Regions from separate parts of the Homo sapiens genome. Here region 1 is linked to region 2. Evidence: chromatin loops called from intact Hi-C (ENCODE). Cell type or tissue: chondrocyte. All regions are shown on one strand. Each heading gives the region's core, and the rest is flanking DNA. Links, peaks and the distances in the headings are about the cores only. Region 1 overlaps LOC101928730 (a long non-coding RNA gene). Region 2 holds the start of LINC01043 (long intergenic non-protein coding RNA 1043).

What was found. Peaks named below come from ENCODE experiments on the same cell type or tissue, not always from the same donor. Only the 100,000 strongest peaks of a DNase experiment are listed, where the experiment ranks them.
Region 1: it touches region 2 in a loop (2.2-fold over the local background); 3 of 110 quality-filtered maps call a loop at or near these places.

The regions. Positions count from the first base shown.
Region 1 is chr13:112,262,690-112,268,078 of GRCh38, forward strand. It overlaps LOC101928730 (a long non-coding RNA gene), which reads right to left. Exons shown (of 9, transcript NR_120422.1): 4 at 275-497. Among named protein-coding and RNA genes, the nearest start is that of LINC01043, 48 kb to the right of the region's middle. In chondrocyte, for the core only: no CTCF peak of the experiment used is centred there; no DNase peak of the experiment used is centred there.
Region 2 is chr13:112,312,321-112,317,709 of GRCh38, forward strand. LINC01043 (long intergenic non-protein coding RNA 1043) reads left to right here and starts at 1,147. Exons shown (of 2, transcript NR_135321.1): 1 at 1,147-5,389. In chondrocyte, for the core only: no CTCF peak of the experiment used is centred there; no DNase peak of the experiment used is centred there.

The sequences.
Region 1 (5,389 bases), core at 84-5,083, 50 kb before region 2:
CCTTTGTGACAACCCCTGAAATGAAGACAGAATCATCCCAGCACTTATTACCAATGCTGTCCTGGGGCCCCAGGGAGGGCTCAGAACTTTGATACAGTCCTTTCTTCATGTTGTTTGTATCAATAACCACATCACAATAGTAAATAAATGACCTGGACAGAAAGGTAGAACAAGAGGATTAGAGTTTTCAAGTGGAACTGGTATCATTATCCAACGTTTAGAACAAATTAATTCAAAATTCAGTAGCTTAGACAAGAAACACCTATTACCTCACCTGGCTTCTGTGGGCCAAGAGTCCAGAGAGGCCTAGATGGGTAGTTCCAGCTTGGTGTCCTTCAGTCACAATGTCAGCAGGCTGCATCATCTGAAAGCTTGACTGTGGCAGGAGGACCAGACCCCCATGACCCCTTCCACCTCCAGTGCTTGCCATGTTGACCTCTCCGTGGGCTCCCTGGGCATCTTCGTGACAAGGTGAAAGTCTCGGTGCCTTTTAGGGCCTGGATTTGGAAGTAACACACCATCACTTCTGCTGTGTCTTATCAGTGCTGAAGAGAACTGTCAGGGAAGATTGCTGGGGCCATCCTGAAAGCCATCACAGTCTGGCCTCAGGCCCCAGTGATTCGCGTTCTTCCTACTCACGGAATACATGTGTCCCCTTCCACAGCCCAGTAAGCCTCATCCCTTCGCAGCTCAGCCCAAAGCCCAGAATTTCAGCACCTAGGTTAGGTCCGGCTGTGGGAGATGGGCCTGGTTTTGCTCTTTAATAAAGAGACAAGTTATCTGCTCAGCTTTAAACTCCCCAGCCACATCCAATATACAGTGGTGAGGTAAGCATAGGATGGCTCCTTAAGACATTCCTATTCTACAACCGATTTTGAGTTAATTTTTGTATGAGGTATGTAGGTCAGGGTTCTTGTCTCTTTTTTTCATGTTTGTTCAATTGTTTGAGCCTACAGTTTGACATAACTATTCTTTTCTGTACTGAATTGCCTTTATGACTTTGTTTAAAAAAAAAAAGCTGATCCTACTGTGTGAATCAATTGATCTATGTGTCTGATCTTTCACAGAACCATACTGTCTTGATTATTGTAGTATTATAATAAATATTAAAACCAGGTTGTGTAAGCCTTCAACTTTATTCTTTTTCAAAATTGTTTTGGATACTCTCATTCCTCTACCTTTCATGTAAGTCTTAGAACCAACTTGTCAATATCTACAACATCTATCTCTATCTATCCATCTCTATCTCTCTATCCTTTATGTGTGTTCTCTCTATTAGTCGTCTGTCTCAACTTGGGCAGAACTGTTATTTTAGTAATATTGAAGCTTCCAATTCAGGAATACAATATATCTTTCCATTCTTTTAAGTTATCATTGGTTTCATTCATTAGCATTTTGTACTTTTAAGCACACATGTCCTCCACATTTTTTGCTGTACGTACATCTAAATATTTCTCTCTTTTTTGGTGCAATTGAAATAGTACTTTTAAAAAATCTCAATTCCAATTGTTCATTCAGAAATACAATTGATTTTTTCATATTAAATATGTATCCTGTGAACTTGCCAAACTCACTTATTAGTTATAGGAGCCACTAAGGTGCCTTTGGAGATATTCTGCATAGAAAATAATGTAAGTCGCAAGTGTTTCTTTCCAACCTATATGCCTTTTGTTTTTTGGGTTTTTTGTTTGTTTGTGGGATTTGTGTATGGTTTTTTGTTTGTTTGTTTGTTTTTTGCCTGATTGCACTGAGACTTTCTGCACCATGTGGACTGGGAGCAGTGAAACCTGACATTCTTGTCTTGCTTCCCACCTTAGGAAGAAAGCTCTATCTTCCACCACCAAGTGTGGGGTCCAATGCAGTTTCCTGTAGCTGCCCTTTATTGAGATAAGAGACTTTTCTAAGGTTTTTGAGCATCTTTATTATAAATGGACATTGAGACTTGTCACATGCTTTTTCTACATTAATTTTTAATGTTGAGATAGACTTGCATTTCTGGGATAAACCCCACTAAGTCATGGTGTATTATCATTTTTACATATTGCTAGAGTTGATTTGCTAATGCTTTGTTGAGAACTTTTGCAACTATGTTCATGAGGGATATTTGTAAGAATCTCTTTTTTTAGAATATCTTTGTGTAGTTTTTGTATAAAGGTAATATTTATTGAGCAGTGTTTTCTCTTCTTCTATTTTCTGGAAGAGATTTTGCAGAATTGGTATTATTTCTTTCTTAAATGCTGGTGGAATTCACCAGTAAAACAATCAAGGCCTGAAGTTTGCTAATTAGGAAGGTTGTAATTAAAAATTCAACTTCTTTAGTAGATATAGGACTATTCATGTTGCCTGTTTTTCTTGAATGGGCGTTAGTAATTTATGATTATCAAGAAATTAGTCCATTTTATCTGAACTGTCAACCCTACAGGCAGATAGTCATTTGTGGTGTTCCTTTATTACCCTTTTCATGTCTGTAGGGTCTACAGTGATGCCCACTCTTTTATTTCTAACATTGGAAAATTGTGTCTTCTTTCTTTTTCTCATGGTTATTCTCACTAGAGTTTTATCAGTTTTATTATCTTGTTAGAGAAACAGCCTTTGGATTCATTGATTTTCTCTTCTGCTTTTCTGTTTTTAATTTGACTGCTTTAGTCTCTTACCTTTATTATTATATTCCTTTTACTTACTTTGGGTTTAATTTACTCTTCCTTAACTAGTTTCTATAGGGGAAAATGTGATTATTGATTTAGGAGTTTTGTTATATTCTAATAAAACATTCCATGTTCTAGATTTCTAACACAACATTTTATGTCACAAATTTCCTTCTAAGCTCTGTTTTAGCTGCATCCTACAAAGTTTAATATGATGAATTTTTATTTTCATTCAGTTCACAATATTTTCACTAATTTCACTTGAGAATTACTAGTGATCCATAAGTTATTTCAGAAGTGTGCTGTTTAATTTTCAAGTATTTGTGTATCATTCCAATAATATTCCATTATTGACTTCTATTTTATTTGTTATGTACCAAGAACATGCTTTGAATGATTTCTTTTTTAAGTTTAGGCTTTACTTTATGCTCCAGAACATGGCCTATCTTTCAGAATGTTCCATGTGCACTTGAAAAACCAATGTGTATTTTGCTCTTTTGGGGTGGAAAGTTCTATATATGACAATTAGATCAAGTTTTTTGTGTTGTTTGCATCTTCTATATCCTTCATTTTATGAAGCCAGCATCATCCTGATACCAAAACCAGGAAGAGACACAACAAAAAAAGAAAACTTCAAGCCAATATCCCTGATGAACATAGATATGAAAATAATTCTCAATAAAATACTGGCAACCCAAATCCACCAGCACATCAAAAAACTTGTCCATCATGATCAAATTGGCTTCATCCCTGGGATGCAAGGCAGGTTCAACATACACAAACCAATAAACGTAATCAGTCACATAAACAGAACCAAAGATAAAAACCACATGATTATCTCAATAGATGCAGAAAAGGACTTTGATAAAATTCAACATCCCTTCATGTTAAAAACCTCAATAAACTAGGTATTGATGGAACATATCTCAAAATAATAAGAGCTATTTATAACAAATCCACAGCCAATATCATAATGAATGGGCAAAAGCTGGAAACATTCCCTTTGAAAACCAGTACAAGACAAGGATGCCCTCTTTCTCCACTCCTATTCAAAATAGTATTGGAAGTTCTGGCCAGGGCAATCAGGCAAGAGAAAGAAATAAAGCATATTCAAATAGGAAGAGAGGAAGTCAAATTGTCTCTGTCTGCAAACAACATGATTTTATATTTAGTAAAACCCCATCATCTTAGCCCAAAAACTCCTTAAACCGATAAGCAACTTCAGCAAAGTATCAGGATACAAAATCAATGTGCAAAAATCACAAGCATTCCTTTACACCAACAATAGACAAGCAGAGAGCCAAATCATGAATGAATGCCCATTCACAATCACTACAAAGAGAATAAAATACCTAGGAATACAGCTAACAAGGGACGTGAAAGACCCCTTCAAGAAGAACTACAAACCACTGCTCAAGGAAATAAGAGAGGACACAAACAAATGGAAAAATATTACATCCTCATGAATAGAAAGAATCAATATCATGAAAATGACCATACTGCCCAAAGTAATTTATAGATTCAATGCTATTCCCATCAAACTACCATTGACATTCTTCACAGAATTAGAAAAAAAAAAAACTATTTTAAATTCCATAGGAATCAAAGAAGACCCCGTATAGCCAAGACAATCTTAAGCAAAAAGAACAAAGCTGGAGGCATCACGCTACCTGATTTCAAACTATACAAGGCTACAGTAACCAAAACGGCATGGTACTGCTACCAAAACAGATATGTAGACCAATGGAGCAGAACAGAGACCTCAGAAAATACACCACACATCTACAACCATCTGATCTTCGACAAACCTGACAAAAACAAGCAATGGGGAAAGGATCTCCTATTCAGCAAATGGTGCTGGGAAAACTGGCTAGCCATATGCAGACTACTGAAACTGGATCCCTTCCTTACACTTTATACAAATATTAACTCAAGATGGATTAAAGACTTAAATGTAAAACCCAAAACCATGAAAACCCTAGAAGAAAACCTAGGTAATACCATTCAGGACATAGCATGGGCAAAGACTTCATAACAAAAAAGCCAAAAGCAATGGCAACAAAAGCCAAAATTGACAAATGGAATCTGATTAAAATAAAGAGCTTCTGCACAGCAAAAGAAACTATTATCAGAGTGAACAGGCAACCTACAGAATGGGAGAAAATGTTTGCAATCTACCCATCTGAAAAAGGCCTAATATCTAGAATTTACAAGCAACTCCTTGCTGATTTTCACTTGAATCATCCTATCAATTACAGAGACAGATATAATGACATTTTCAAATATAATTGTGAATTTGTCTATTTCTGTATTCAGTTGTATTTCTTTCACTTTATATATTTCGGAGCCCTCCTAGTTATTGACCCTGTTACCTTTATGCAATACCCCTCTTTATTTCTGGTAATTTTCCATGTTCTAAAGTCTACATTGTCTGATATTAATACAAGCAATCAAATTTCTTTTCAATAGTGTTTGCATTGTACATCTACTTTTATTCTTCTACTTTTAACCTATGTCAGCATATTTAAAGTTGTTTTCTTATAAACAACATACAGCTGAGTCTTTGTTTTTAGCCCAATCTGACATACTCCATTATTTAATAGGCGAGTTAAGACCATTTATATTTCATGTAATCATTGATTTGTTTGTATTTAGGTCTACTATATTAAGATTTGTTTTTTATTCGTTCCCTCAGTTTTGATATCTCTGTTCCTATTTTCTTGCTTTCTTCTTAATTATTTGGA
Region 2 (5,389 bases), core at 326-5,325:
TAAGCATGGACTGTTTCTTCAGGATGGGCCCAGGTAAGCATGGACCATTCCTTCACGATGGAGTCAGGTAATTGTGGACCATTCCTCAGGATGAGCGCAGGTAAGCATGCACGATTCCCTCAGGATGGAGACAGATAAGTATGGACCATTCATTCAGGCTGCAGCCAGGTCAGAATGAACCATTATTTCAGTATAAAGCCGTGTCAGAATGAACCATTATTTCAGGATAAAGCCAGGTAAGTATGGACCATTTCTTCATGAGGCAGCCAGGTAAGCACAGACTTTTCCTTCAGGATACAGCCAGGTAAATGTGAACAATTCCTTTAGTTTGGAGCTAGATAAGCATTAACAATATTTTTCAGAATGCTGCCAGGTAAGCATGAACCATTCCTTCAGGATGAAGCCAGGTAAGTGTGGACCATTTTTTGAGGATACAGCCAAGTAAGTATGATACATATCTGCAGGATACAGCCAGGTGAGCATAGACCATTCCCTCAGGATGAATCCAGGTAAGCATAGACCATTCCTTCAGGATGTAGCTAGGTAAGCATGAACCATTCTTTCCGGATGGTGCTGTGTGATTGTGGACCATTCCTTCAAAATGGAGTCAGGTAAGCATGGACCATTTTTTCAGGATGCAGCAAGATAAGCGTGGCCGTTCCTTCAGGATGCAGCTATGTAAGCAGGGACGATTTTTTCAGGATGCAGCCATGTGAGCAGGGAAAATTTCTTCAGGATGGACTCAGGTAAGCATGGACCATTCTATCAGGATGCAGCCAGGTAAGCATGGACCATTTCTTCAGGGTGCAGGAAGGTAAGCATGGACAATTCCTTCAGTATGGAGCCAGGTAAGCGTGGACCATTCTTTCAGGATGCAGCCAGGAAAGCATGGACCATTTTCAAGGATACAGCCAGGTAAGTATGATACATGCCTTCAGGATACAGCCAAGTAATCATGAATCATTCCTTCAGGATGCAGCCATGTAGGCAGAGACCATTCCTTCAGGTTGGAGCCAGGTAAGCATGAACCGTTCCTTCAGGATGAAGGCAGGTAAGCATGGAGAATTACTTCAAGATGGAGCCTGGTAAGTATGGACCATTCCTTCAGGATGGAACCAGGTCAGCATAGACCATTTCTTCAGGATGCAGACAGGTCAATATGAACCATTCTTTCAGGATGCAGCCAAGTAAGCATGGACCATTTCTTGAGAATGGAGCCTGGAAAGCATGGACCGTTCCTTCAGATTGCAGCCAGGTAAACAAGAACTATTCCTTCACGATGAATCCAGGTAAGCATGGACCATTCCTTCATGATGGAACCACGTAAGGATGGACCATTTCTTCAGAATGCAGCCAGGTAAGCCTGAACCATTTCTTCACCATGGAGAGAAGTAAGCATGGACCATTCCTTCAGGATGGAGTCAGGTAAGCATGAACCATTCTTTCAGGGTAAATGCAGGTAAGTATGGATCTGTCTTTCATCATGTGGCCTCGTAAGCATGGACCATTCCTTCAGGATGGAACCAGGTAAGCATGAGCCATTGCTTTTGGATGCAGCCAGGTAAGTACAAAACATTCCTTCAGGATGCAGCCAGGTAAGCATGAACTTTTCATTCATGGTGTAGGCAGGAACGCATGGACCATTTTTTAAGGATGGACTCAGGTAAACATGGACCATTCCTTCCAAATGGAGCGTGGTAAGCATGGATCATTCATTCAGGATGCAGCCAGGTCAACACGAAACATTTTTTCTGGATGGAGCCAGGTAAGCATGGACCATTCCATCAGGATGCAGCCAGATAAGTATGGACAATTCCTTCAGGATGGAGCCAGGTAAGCATGAAAAATTCCTCCATGATGCAGCCAGGTAAGCGTGGACCATTTCTTCAGGATGCAGCCAGGTAAGCATGGACCATTCCGTCAGTATGTAGCCACATAAGCATGGACCACTCCTTCAAGATGGAGCCAGGTAAGAGTGGACCATTCCTTCAGGATGCAGTCAGGTAAGCAGGGACCATTTTTTTCAGGATGCAGGCAGGAAAGTATGAACCATTCCTTTAGGATGCAGCCAGGTAAGTGTGCACAATTCCTTCAGGATGGAGCCAGGTTAGCATGAACCATGTTTTCCAGACTGTAGCCAGGTAAGCATGGACCATTATTTCAGGATGCAGCCAGGTAAGTATGAACCATGTTTTTCAGACTCTAGCCAGATAAGTATGGACCATTCTTTCAGGATGCAGCCAGGTAAGCATGGACCATGCTTTCAGATGGAATCAGATAAGCATGTAACATTCCTTTAGAATGCAGCCAGGTAAGTGCGGACTATTCCCTCAGGATGGAGCCAGGTAAGCCTGGACCATTCTGTCAGGATGTAGCCTGGTAAGCATGAATCATTTCTTAAGGATGGAGTCAGACAAGCACACCCCATTCCTTCAGAGTGCAGCTAGGTAAGTGTGGACCATTCCCTCAAGATGGAGCCAGGTAAGTGTGGACCATTCCTTCAGAATGCAGCCAGGTATGCAGAGACCATTTTTTTCAGGATGCAGGCAAGAAAGTATGAACCATTCCTTCAGGATGCAGCCAGGTAAGTGTGCACAGTTTCTTCAGGATGGAGCCAGGTTAGCATGAACCATATTTTTCAAATGTGGCCAGGTAAGCATGAACATTTCTTTCAGGATGCAGCCAAGTAAGTATGAACCATTTCTTCAGTATGGAGCCAGGTAAGCATAGACTATTCTTTCAGGATGCAGCCAGGAAAGCAATGACCAGTTTTTAAAGATACAGCCAGGTAATTATGATACATACCTTCAGGATGCAGCCAGGTAAGCATGAACCATTTTTTCAGGATGTATCCAGGTGTGCATAGACCACTCCTTCAGGATGTGGCCAGGTAGGCGTGGACCATTTTTTCAGGACCAAGCCAGGTAAGCAGGAATCATTCTTTAAGGATGCAGCAAGGTAAGTATGGACCATTCCTTCAGAATGCAGACAGGTAGGAGTAGATCATTTATTGAGGATGCAGCCAGGTAATCAGGAACCATTTCTTCAGGATCCAACCAGGTAAGCATGACCCATTCCTTCAAGATGGAGCCAGGTAACTGTCAACAATCCCTTCAGGTTGCAACTGGGTAAGCATGGACCATTCCTTCAGGATGGAGCCTGCCAAGTGTGGACCATTCCTTCAGGATGCAGCCAGGTAAGCATCAGCCATTCCTTCATAATGCGGCCAGGTAAGCATGGACCATTCCTTCAGGATGGAGCCTGCCAAGTGTGGACCATTCCTTCAGGATGCAGCCAGGTAAGCATCAGCCATTCCTTCATAATGCAGCCAGGTAAGCATCAGCCATTCCTTCATAATGCAGTCAGGTAAGCATGGACCATTCCTTCAGGATGGAGCCTGCCAAGTGTGGACCGTTCCTTCAGGATACCGCCAGGTAAGCATCAGCCATTCCTTCATAATGCGGCCAGGTAAGCATGGACCATTCCTTCAGGATGCCGCCAGGTAAGCCTGAACCATTCCTTCAGAATGCATCCAGGTAAGCATGGACCAGTTTTTAAGTATACAGTCAGTTAAGTATGACACATACCCTCAGGATACAGCCAGGTAAGCATGAACCATTCCTTCAGGATGCCACCAGGTAAGCATGAACCATTCCATCAGGATGGAGCCAGATAAGTATGAACCATTCCATCAGGATGCAGCAAGGTAAACATGGACTAATCTGTCAGGATGCAGTCGGGTAAGCATGAACCATTTCTTAATAGTGGAGTCAGGTAAGCACATACCATTCCTTTAGAATGCAGCCAGTTAAGCATGGATCATTCCTTTAGGATGTAGCCAGGTAAGCATGGACCATTCTTTTAGCACGGAACCAGGTAAGAATGGACCATTCTTTAGCATGGAACCAGGTAAGCATGGACCATTCCTTCAGGATGAAGCTAGGTAATAATGGACCATTCATTCAGGATGCATCCTGGTAAGTATGAATTATTCCTTCAGGATGCAACCAGGTAAGTATGGCCATTCCTTCAGGAAGGAGCCAGGTAAGCAGGAACAATTCTTTCAGGATGGAACAAGGTAAGCATGCACTATTCCTTCAGAAAGCAGTGAGGTTAGCATGGATCATTCCTTCAGGATGCAAACAGGTACGTGTGGGCATTCCTTCAGGATGTAGCCAGGTAAGCAGGGACCATTTTTTTCAGGATGCAGGCAGGAAAGTATGAACCTTTCCTCGGGATGCAGCCAGGTAAGTCTGGACACTTCCTTCAGGATGGAGCCAGGTAAGCATGAACCATTTTTTCAGAATGTGGCCAGGTAAGCATGAACTTTTCCTTTAGGGTGGAGCCTGGTAAGCATGGACCACTCCCTCAGGATTCATCCAGGTAAGCCTGGACCATTCCTTCAGGATGGTGTGAGGTAAGCATGGACAGTTCCTTCAGGATGCAGGCAGGTAAGCGTGGACCATTCCTCCTGGATACAGCTAGGCAAATATGAACCATTCCTTCAAGATGGAGGCTGGTAGGCATGGACCACTGCTTCAGGATGCAGGCAGGTAAGTGTGGACCATTCCTTCAGTATGGAGCCAGGTAAGTGTGGACCATTTCTTCAGGATGGTGCCAGGTAACCAGGGACCATTCTTTCAGGATACAGCCAGGAAAGGATGGACCATTTTTTAAGGATACAGCCACATAAATACGATACATACTTTCAGGATAAAGCCAGGTAAGCATGAACCATTCCTTCAGAATGCAGCCATGTAGGCAGAGACCAACCCTTCAGGTTGGAGCCAGGTAAGCATGAACCATTCCTCCATGATGAAGCCAGTTAAGCATAGGCAATTCCTTTAGGATGGAGCCAGGTAAGCATGGGCCATTCTTTCAGAATGCAGTCAGGTAAGCATGAACCATTCCTTCAGGATCCTGCCAGGTAAGCGTGGACCATTATTTCAGGATGCAGTCAGGTAAGCATGAACCATTCCTTCAGGATCCTGCCATGTAAGCGTGGACCATTATTTCAGGATGCAGTCAGGTAAGCATGAACCATTACTTCAGAATGGAGCCAGGTAGGCATGGACCATTCCTTCATGATGCAGCCAGGTAAGCATGAACCATTACTTCACCGTGGAGTGAGGTAAACATGAACCAATCCTTCAGGATGAATCCTGATAAGTATGGACCTTTCTTTTAGGGTGTAGCCTCATAAGAGTGGACCACTCCTTCAGGATGGACCCAGGTAAGTGTCAACCATTCCTTCCTAATGCAGCATGGTAAGCATGGATCACTCATTCAGGATGCAGCCAGGTAAGTACAAAACATTCCTTCTGGATGGAGCCAGGTAAGCATGGACCATTCTGTCAGGATGCAGCCACGTAAGCATGAACCATTTCTT